2 separate regions of the Homo sapiens genome follow, and region 1 is linked to region 2. Evidence: chromatin loops called from intact Hi-C (ENCODE). Cell type or tissue: PC-3. All regions are shown on one strand. Each heading gives the region's core, and the rest is flanking DNA. Links, peaks and the distances in the headings are about the cores only.

Region 1 (5,398 bases), core at 68-5,067, 180 kb before region 2:
TTGGGTTTTGCCCTTCTCCTGAATCTCGATGATCTTTGTTCGTATCTGGATTCTGAATTCTATCTCTGTCCTTCCAGCCATGTCACCCTTGTTAAGAATCATTCCTGGGGAACTATCCTGGTTATTTGGTGGTAGAAAGACTCTATAGTTTTTGAATTTCCAGAGTTTTTGCACTGATTCTTTCTCACCTTTGTGGGCTGATGTTCCTTTAATCTTTGAAACTGCTGTCGTTTGGATGAGTTTTTTGCTTTTATTTTCTTTGGTGCCCTTGTGGAATTGACTGTGGTATAATGTGGGTTCAGTCAACTGGCTTCATGTCTAGAAGATTTCAGGAGACCAAGGGTCAGTTCAGCACACTTGGGTTGCATGCTCTAACCCTGGGGGCTTGTACAGGTCCAGTTGCCTTGCTCTTTGACCCCTCGAGGTTAAGCACCTACCGCACTGGAGGGGCCAAGGTATTTTCAGTCCACTGGCCACAACACTCCCGAAAAGTATCCTTAATGCCTTAAAAAGACATATGTGTGTTCAAAAAGTGAGAGATAAAATCTAAAAATTCAGAAACCTATTATTGGTGAAGATTTTAGCTATCCGGTTGTTCGAGGAATGTCAGGACATCACCTCTGAAGTGTAAAGCGTGATATTGTACTGTGTACCTCCCGTCACTGAGAAAGAACACATCAGTTGACTCAAGAGATCCCAACTAACCACGTTCCTTTCACTTTAAGCTGGCAGACGCTGTTAAAATCTCTAAACATTGAGAAAAGAGAAAATAATTTTAAATTCTCAAATTAAAAATATTAAACTTAAATTTTAATTTAAATCTGTCAAAAGAGAATCTAGAAGGAAATTCTCAAAGATTCTTCAATCTTGCTGAATTTATTTCTCATAAATAATATAACCAGAGATCCTTCAATTCACAGGATAATTAAAAAGCTCCTTTATTCAGGAAAATAAATATGGAGAGATCATAAATTCGGGGCACTCACATAAGAGAGCAAACGTCCACAGAGTTTATTTAGCTGTAAAAGTCACAATGGTGGTCCTTAAATAATTTATGTGGCTGAGTGGTCACATAGGGAGCTGCAAATATGCCATTTACTATCCTTACTAAGGAAATGCATAGTTTCTCCATGAGAATCATTTGATTTCCTGTGAGAATTCTCTTTTTTTAATAACTTTGTGCTTTCTGCTTATGATAGTTTGATAAAATTCCTGTTTCTATAAGTTCTTATAAAACCAAATGCACACATTTACATGTGTAAATTCGTGACATCTCATTATTCAAAAGTTATTACTATTCCTTCTCCATGTATTTACAGAGTCTGATTAGCAAAAGCAAAAGACATGACAGAAAGAGTTTCTTTGTTATAGTTATCTGCCAAATGAAAGCAAATACTTGGCAATTCTAAATATATGTGGCAAAGAGAACAGGAGATAGGGATAATTCAAAGCATTTCCCTTAGGAATTTAGATATGGTGCTGCATGTAATAACATTTCAATTCTAAAGGTATGTGGAAAGGCTTCGCGGGTAGAAAAGTAATCCAAACCTATCAGTCTATGACATGCTTCAGAATGCAGAAGAATGACCTTTAAGTGTGTGTGTGGGTGGGTGTCTGTTTGTGGGTGTGTGTGTGTGTGTGTTTGTGTGTGTGCAGGCATACTTATGTATTGTGTGAGGAAGAATTCCTCTAGCAGTCTCTCCAGAACTGTTGTTTCTCCTGTGTAGATAGTAAGAAATTTTTTGAGCAATGTTTTAAAATGTCTGGACTCAATGGGTATAAGCAGACAGAAGAAAAGACACACTAATAATCTGAAAAGTCCACTTCTAAAAATATAAAGGTTTTATTTTTCAGAAAATTGAGGAGAATCGTTAAGCAACGTGCTAAATATTTAATGCCCAAGAATATGAATTAATTTGCTTAGCTGGTGGAATGTCTTTTGGTACACAAACAAGTTTTCAGTTCAGTGTTTCTCATTCTTGGGAAATTTATTCGTTTTTTTCTTCATGATATATTGATGCAATTCTGTGCCAGAAACTACACTAGAAATTGAGGATAGATAATGAAAGATGCAAAAAGCTCACCTATATAAAGTAAACATTTCTGTTCTGGTGGTGAGAGAGGAGACATACAATTAAATTAAATAAGTAAACACATAGGCCAAATTTAGACTGTAATTATGTACAGCAAATGAAATAAACAAGAGTGTTAGTAGGGAATAACTTGCCTGGGTGATTGTTAAAAATGCACAGGGGAGAACTCTGTGGAGAAGGGACGTTTAAGTTGACCCTAAAAGATAACCGGATCTGACTAGCTACGTGAAGAACCAGTGAGGAGTTCCTTTAGACTAAGTAATTTGCCCATGGCCAACTACTTCATTAGAATAAAGCCTAAACTCAAACTCAGGTTTTCTCACTACCAGATTACTGTGCTTGGCACAAATTTTTATACGTGTAATCACACCCTATTCAAAAGATTCCAATTTCTGTTCTTCCCCTTGTATCCATCACCTTTCAGTGTTGGAATGTTCCAGGACTTGATCTTTGACACTTCCCTTTTCCCCACCTATGCTACACAGTATGACCTTTGCAATCATGTTTCAGCTCATGCTTTAAATAATCACCTATAAACTGATGACTAAACATATCTTAAATGTATCTCTCTAGTCTGAATCTCTCTCAGATCTTCAGATTTATTTTCCTAATTGCTTACTTGATAATAGCAGTGTCTAACAGATACATCAGAATTAACATATCTTGAAGTGAAATACTGGTAGTCCTCCTCCAAACCGACTCCATTTTAAATGCAATTCCATCCTGCCATTTGCTAAATCAAAACAATTTGTAGTTATTCTGGATTCCTCTTTTTCTTTTATAAACTGTCTCCAATTCATGAGCAAATCTCGTTAGCTATACTTTCCAAATATGTCCAAAATATCTTACTTCATAACAAGGTAATTTCTTCAGATATATTTTCTAGTTTCCACTATATGTATTCTGTGATTTTAGTATATTGTTGATTTTCTACTTCTAATATTGTGTTCTTTTAATTTCCATCAATTGCATTTTTCATTCACATTTGCCTATACATTTCTAGTAATCATGTGTTTCTCCCTCATCTTTGTAATTGTCTATTTCTTCTTGTTAATCCTTTTGAAGGATCGTCTAATTCCTTATTATTAGTTCATTTACTAATATCTTATGCAAAGCCTCATAGATCCTCTAAAACAGTGATCCCCAACCTTTTTGGCACCCTGGACTGGTTTAGTGGAAGACATTTTTTCCATAAGGGAGAGGCAGGTATGGGGTGGTTTTGAGATGATTCAAGCATATTACATCTATTGTGCACTATATTTCTATTTTTATTATTAAATACATTGTAAATACAGCTCACCATAATGTAGAATCAGTGAGAGCTCTGAGCTTGTTTTCTTGCAACTGGACTGTCCCATCTGGGGTGATGGGAGACAGTGACAGATCATCAGGCATTAGATTCTCATAAAGAGCATGCAACCTGGATCCTTCACATGCCCAGTTCACAATAGGGCTCATGCTCCTGGAAGACTTTAATGCCTCTGCTGATATGATAGCAGACGGAAGCCAGGCAGTAATGCAAGCGATGGGAAGCTGCTGTAAATACAGATGATGAAGCTTCACTCTCCTGCCTGCCACTCATCTGCTGTGCAGCCCAACTTGGTTCCTAATGCCATGGACCAGTACTGGTCTGTGACCTGGGGGCTGGGGACCCCTGATGTAAACTACTCTTTGTTCAACCCTTAGTAGTACAAATATGATACTTTATTTTTACTGTTACTCATGTTGCCTTGAAAACTCCTGTGTTCTGTTATCTTTGAATGTGAGCTAGTTACTTTATTTTAATTTTTGGAAGTCCTGTGGGTGTAAATTGGGAAAACTTTCCTACAGAAACCCACCAGCTGCTTGTGGTAGCTGGTAAGTACCAGTTACATGGAGATTCTCTTTGGTCTTTTGCTTGTTTGTTTGTTTTCCCAGGTGAACATTCTCACTAAAGAGTCCCAGCCATAGTTCCTTCATCTTGATTTTGTCCCAACTATTCAGATAGTTTTTATAGTACTCATATTGATTTTGCCTTTACAGCCACCTGCATCTCTAGCACCAGTTCATGTTTTGTTGTTTGCTTACCTGTTTGAGGAGGTGTTATCCTTGGAGACCACTGCTACTTCATATGAGACCAGCATTGCCTCAAAAAGTGTGTCATGTTTATGATCTAGTTGTTTAAAGTTATAAGGTCTTTTATACCACCAATCTAGTGTAATACTGGACAAGGGGGAAAATGGCGTTTCTTATATTTTAGTTTTATTTTCCAAAATCTGTATTAAAAGTATGCTATAATTATTAATTTTTTTTCCCTTAAGTAATTATCTCAGGTTTTACCTTATTTTTTCTAGGCTATGCTTTCAGGTACATATAAGTATATGATTGATATTATATAATTAAGTAAACTCCTTATATTCTATTCAATTATTTTGCCTTAAATTACATTTTTTAGATAATGCTACTCTTCTTTTGAATCTTTGTCTAATGAATCTTTTTTCATCCTTTTATTTTCAGCCACTTTGTATTGTTTTACAATGGGTGAATTTTTAATAGAGTTATATTTTTACAATTTCAATTTCAGAGTTTCTTATAAAAGACAAGTTTATTATCTTCCTTATTGTGAATATTAATATTAATGTGTATTTCATCCTTTTGCAATTTTGTTTGTATTCCATGCTGCCTTTGATACATTGTTTTCTTTTTACCTTTTGTTGAATTCATAAGCTCCTCCTTTTCCCCATTACTCATAATTAAGTTATACATTCTATTTTTAACCTTATTGATCAGCCTTAAATACAAAACAGACTTATTTACTTTCAAAGTTTTCTGAAAAATTTCAAAGCCAGTACAGAAATATATTTTGCCTTCTCTCCCAACTGTTTATTCTTCCTTCTTCTTCTAAACTTATTTGTATTAAACAACATGGTTTATCAATTAATTTTTTAATCATTTCTTCCTGCTTTCCACTCTGTTCTTCTGGATTCATTTTATTTCTTATTGAAATGTATCCTTTAATAATTTTTCCCTTAAACTACTCACATCTATGAAACTCTTAATCATGTTTTGCCTATACATGTATTTATTTTATTTCTACTTTTGAATAAAAGATGAGCTTAATAGAAAATTCTAGGTTGCACAATTAGAAACAGCAAAGGGGATGATATCACTAACGCCAGAGAAACATTTCTCTGGACACAAATTAGAAAATCTAGAAGAAATTGATAAATTCTTGAACACCTTACCTAGACTTAAACAGGAAAAGTTGAATTTCTGAACAAACCAATAACAAACTCCGAAATTGAATCAGTAATAAATAGCTTACC
Region 2 (5,398 bases), core at 57-5,056:
GTACAACAGAGAGATGTCTTATGGAAGAAAAGCCCTAAATTATGTACATAGAAATCCCATATTTATTTAGACTTCTATCAATTACTCTTATCAGAGAAATGAATCATCATCCTATTTCCCATGATAGTAAATTAGAAAAAATAGAAAGAGAACATTTAAATTTAAGTATATACTGTTGCTCACCTGCAACATTGAAGTCAATTCCAATTCTCCACTCCCCCAAGGTAGTGGAAAACATACTCCAGTTTTCAGTTTCACAAACTAATTTTTGAAATGTTCTTTATATAAGATATCTTTGATGCTTTTTCAAATGACACATAGGCTAAAATATTTCAATTCAATATTGATATTTTAAACCTTGAAAATAGTTTGCATAGCTCCTATAGTTCCCATCACAGGAAGGTATTTTCTGGATTGTGTGTGTATTTAGTAAGTGAAAAAGAAGTGCGATATTAAAAAATTGTACATTAAAATATTTCAATCCAAATATCTTAAATTTATTGATAAAGAAAGATATCATCTCTGACATACTGGAAATGAAATAATTTTAAGAATAAGAATGGTGGCTGGAAGAATAGCATTTTACTTCACTCTATTACTTAGTCTTTGTTAACCTGTTAATAAAATACCAATGCAGGCACAAATAAATGATGAAAATAACTAATATTAAGGTTTACACTCAAACAATTGTCAGAATTAAGGAAGAATTTCCCTTGACTACAAGAGATAAAGAACTATAATAACTGGCTGTTGTTAGCATATTGTCTGCTGTTTGAGAGTAAACTGCTTTTTCTGATGATAAAGCAGTATCTCCTTCCTTCCCAATTATCTATACTCTTACTTAAAGAGTAACCATCCAAAAAATTGAGGTGCTGACCCTGTACAATGGGAGCTTATTCTAGTACTGCCTTTACTATTTTTCTTTCTGTATATATAAAGTAGAAATAAAATGTACATTGAGATTATCCTGTGTTCTAGACAGTGTGTTCCTCACTAGCAATGGCGAACACAACATAGGTTCTGGTTTCATAGACATGATAGCTTAAAGCTTGATACAGACAAGTAAACAAGTAATTGTAATGTTATTTTGAATGTTATGGTATCAGTAAGTTGGTAAGTGTTGTGGGAGTATTCATTCAGGAAGCATATAACCCACTCTTTGGGACTTCTCAGAGAAACGACTGTCTAAATCTCAACTTTATCTTATGTAATTGGGTAACCATTGAATGGTTTTAGGCAGAGCAGAAATATAATCAAACGTGTTCTTACAAAAGATCTTACAAAAGTTCTTACAAAAGTGTGTTACCAATTCATGCAATACCAGTACCTCTGTCTACAGTCATATGGAGTTCAATTCTCAATATTGCAACCTGACTAGCAACAGAAAAAGATAAGGCAGCAATTCTTAGATTCCAGGTATGTGGGGTCAATGCCAGGAAGAATTTTGGTTCTAACTATTAAGAAAATAACATTGCTACCTAGAATTTCAGTTAGGATTATATTTAATCTCATATCTAGGATAACCATATGTTCTGGTTTGTCTAGGACAGCTGGTTGCTGTCAGTTGTCCTTTAGACCCCAAATCTGTGGTCATGTTTATAAAACTGAAATAATTATGGAGTAAAGTAAATACATGCTCCATTCTGAGTCAATTCAGAAATCAGAAATGAAATCAGACATTTTAACATGAGACAATTTACTACAAAACTGTTTTAACCATGGTATCACAAAGATAATAATTGTAGGTGACAACTGAAATCCTTAGGACTGGATAATCAAAGGGAACAGACTGAAATGATTGAAATTTAGTAACTTGGAGAAGGCTCCCCGTGAAGATGAATACCAGATTTCTGAGGAGTGGGTGCTGAGCAGTAGGTGCTAGTGTTTCTGAGGACCTGTGATGGAACTGATTCTACAAATGTTGGGAAAAATGCAAATTCGGTTCAATTGCTGAAGCTATTAGAGCAAAATTTTTCCCAAATATTAAAAAGCTGGGCCTGGGTGAAGCTGACAGGAGCAGAAAGTAGGCAGAAAGCTCCAGGGAAATTCTCTAGCCCTGCAGTCGTCCTCTAGCTCCACCTATTGGCAGAGCCTAACTGGCAATGCGGATGGGCAAGTGAGAAATGTGGTTTGCACCTGGAGCCCCAAAACTGCATGCTCATTTACTGCTCATTTATTGGTACACTGGAAAATGCTTATAAAGAAAAATGAAGACTATTTTTAAGTTGATTTTTAAATTTTGGCCTATGTAGGTAAAGATATCAGAATATCAGAAAAATTAACTTTGTTTTTCTTCAAAGTCTGTCTTAATGTACATTATTTTAAAAGGAATATAGAGTAAATTAAATATTAGATTGGATATTACTACACAAATAAATATCTTTTATATGATACCTGAAGGCATTTACTTTCACTAATATACTTAGTCTATTTCTTCATATGTGAAATAAGTTGGCTTAAGTGTAATAGATAGATCCACATAAACATTCTGTTTTTGCAAAATTAAAGTTTGCTGTGCTGTTTTTACTGCACACAGACACACATAGATATGCATTTAGGTATACCGTTAGTAAAGATGATTGAATTTTCACCTTATTTGCAAGCATGGCCATGTTTCTTACTTTGCATGTCCTTCAGGCCTCATCGGAGCACAAAGTTCCAAGTGACTTCAAAGGGTTTTCTGTACTTGGAGCAGCTCTATGGGACATGGAAGATGAGAAATGAACCGACACCAGAGGTGCAATGAAAGGTAAAACTCATAGCATCACCACAGCTCTTAGGTAAGTGGCAGCCTAAATTACTGCATCTGGATATATGAATCTTATGGGTTCATGATGGAAAAGATGACAAGCATTAAGGCCAAAAATAAATCTGAGTTTGTTCACTGGATGCAGGAAAAGTTTTCCTAACCAAATAATGTGGGTAACATTTCATTATTAGCATGGAAATATGTCCACTTTCATGTTTAGAGAAGGAAATAGTAAATGAATGATCAAACATAAAAGCAAAATACAGCATTCACAGTAGGTATCCAATGTAACATGCTATTTAGATAAAAACAGTCCCTTCAAAGTCCAGTATGTTTTTAAAAGCCTGATATTTACAGTTGTATGATTTCTAGGGAAATTGAGAAATTAAATATATATCCAGCAACATACAGAAGAAACTCTGTATATCCATTTGTACCAGCCTCTCTTCTCTCTAAAAGATTGGCCTTCGGAAAGTGAAGGAAGATTGGATTCAGACACTATGTCCTCTTACACAAATTGTTGCAATAACTTGTCATAAACAGGAAAATATAAAATTAAATGCAATGTTTATATACATATAAATGTTAAAAAGAGCACAATATTACAAAATTAGGTGGTTTATATTTTAGGTAGATTGTATGTGTACTTGATAAAATATTATAAAATTTGCATTTTTGTTAACTTAATTCTTTGAATAATTGTGATTTGATATTAATCAATCTGAAATTTTTTCTCCAGGATTTAAGATGTTTATTCTCTCTTAATTTAAGTATCAATTTAAGTATTTGCACTTGTGGACTTTATTTCTTTTTATTTTCATGAAGATTCCCACCTTACAAATATCACTTTCAGGGTTCTTAGGGATCATATTATTATTTTACAATTTATTGAAAATGGCATGAGGTTAGATATCATCAGATTCTTTTGGAAAGTTATTATAAACAAGAACATGTTTCCCTTTTTAGCTGAATGACAGTATATCTGTTTAGCATGAATACTTAAAAGCAGCTTGAATTTCATTGTTCATGCTCATCATTTACAGTTTTCTATAGCAATATTATTTTTTCTGGAATGTGCCTTAGAATGCAGACAATAAAGGCTGAATGAGAGAAATGTTAGGCTAGGCTTAACAAAACACATTGCAATTATTGTTTCTTCAATTATGTCTAAAATGATTGCTTATAAAACAAAATTACATGATAATATTATCTTAAAACCAGCTATATTCAATAATTGTCTTCTCACTATCTTTCTAATGTGTTAGCACTCATTCTATACAGTTTGTATTAATATATCTTATACTCTACCTCTATCCCTCTTATCAGGCTTCACTTTAACTAGATATTTAGGATATTATCTTTACCTGGGAATGAAATTATGTGATTGGAGGAAGAGATTCCCTATAATTGGCAATAGGTTTCCTCCTCTAAAATGTTAGGTCTTTTTGTTTTCTTCTTCTTCTTTATTCTGGGATGTGGATGTGACCTCTTGGTACTGATTGAAATTTATAGTGTTGTATACCACTGTCAACTTTCCCAATGTCTGACAGCTTAACAGGGCCCCAATTGCAGCCACTGCTGCCCACCTTGTTCTTCAGCTTCACTTCTTGAAACAACCTTCTCCACGGTTTCATGAGAGCATCTGCTTTTCACTGCATGGTATTTGACTCCAAGATTCACACCTGCAGTTCTGATATCTTTTATTTATGCTCTATTATTTCTGCTTGAATAACCTACTTTTACTAGAAATTTAGCCTATGAAACTTTGAAGATACAGGGCTAAAATCCACCTATGTGGCCCAAGTACCACATGTCTTGATAAGAGAAAGATTGTTTTAGATTCAAAACACTAAGATTGTTTTCAGTCTAGTATTTATGAATTTGTTTTTCATATTAAAAATTAAAAAATCAAATGAAAAAATAAATGAGGAAAGGATAAAAAAAGAAAAAAGAAGAAAGCACAAGGAAGGAAGGGAGGAAGGGAGGGAGGGAGGGAGGGAGGGAGGAAGGAAGTACTAACTGAGGAGCCCACTGTGAGGACAAAGCATCAGCAGTGTCATTGCCAGCAACCTTGGCAGCAGCAGGAGTCAGGGATATTCCAATAGGCATCCATTTTTCAAGCATTGTTACCAGTCTTGGCACAGTCATTGACAACATTAGAGGTGTCATCAATACTTTCAAAACCTCTTTGTAGGAACAGCCCCTTCAGCAGACACTGTTGGAAATTTCAATGATTCCCTTCAGAGGACTTGGTAATTTAAAAAGTTCAAAGTAACTAAAGAAAACGATAGATGTCATATGAATTATTCCTAAAAGTAGGTTTTGGATCACATACAAAACATCCTCTAGGAACTTGCAAAACTGAAAGAAATTGATAAGCATGGTTGGAGATTCTGTAAAATGTGTAGGAATGGTGTAAAAATAATGCTATGTTGTAACATTTATTGTGGCTCCTTATTTACTTCTTATCCAGTGCACCTTACGATATGCAAGCCACCTGAAATTCTGACACTTAAATAGTCTGTTGTTCTTTATTTTCTTGCTGTGATGGTAAATGGATACTCAGCAGGATTTGGGATTTAATTTCTCTGGGAAGATGCGAACAAGTGTTTCAAGTTGTTAAATTATTCATCCAAATTCCTCACAGTA

Evidence for each region. Hi-C counts contacts between places; a loop is a spot of excess contacts. Peaks named below come from ENCODE experiments on the same cell type or tissue, not always from the same donor. Only the 100,000 strongest peaks of a DNase experiment are listed, where the experiment ranks them.
Region 1: it touches region 2 in a loop (2.2-fold over the local background); 3 of 110 quality-filtered maps call a loop at or near these places.

The regions. Positions count from the first base shown.
Region 1 is chr5:100,611,746-100,617,143 of GRCh38, reverse strand. No RefSeq gene overlaps it. Among named protein-coding and RNA genes, the nearest start is that of FAM174A, 79 kb to the right of the region's middle. In PC-3, for the core only: no CTCF peak of the experiment used is centred there; no DNase peak of the experiment used is centred there; H3K27me3 peaks cover 491 bases.
Region 2 is chr5:100,427,161-100,432,558 of GRCh38, reverse strand. It overlaps LOC105379100 (a long non-coding RNA gene), which reads right to left. Exons shown (of 8, transcript XR_007058886.1): 7 at 2,592-2,697. Among named protein-coding and RNA genes, the nearest start is that of FAM174A-DT, 110 kb to the left of the region's middle. In PC-3, for the core only: CTCF peaks have their summits at 1,878 and 2,077 (motif pointing left); no DNase peak of the experiment used is centred there.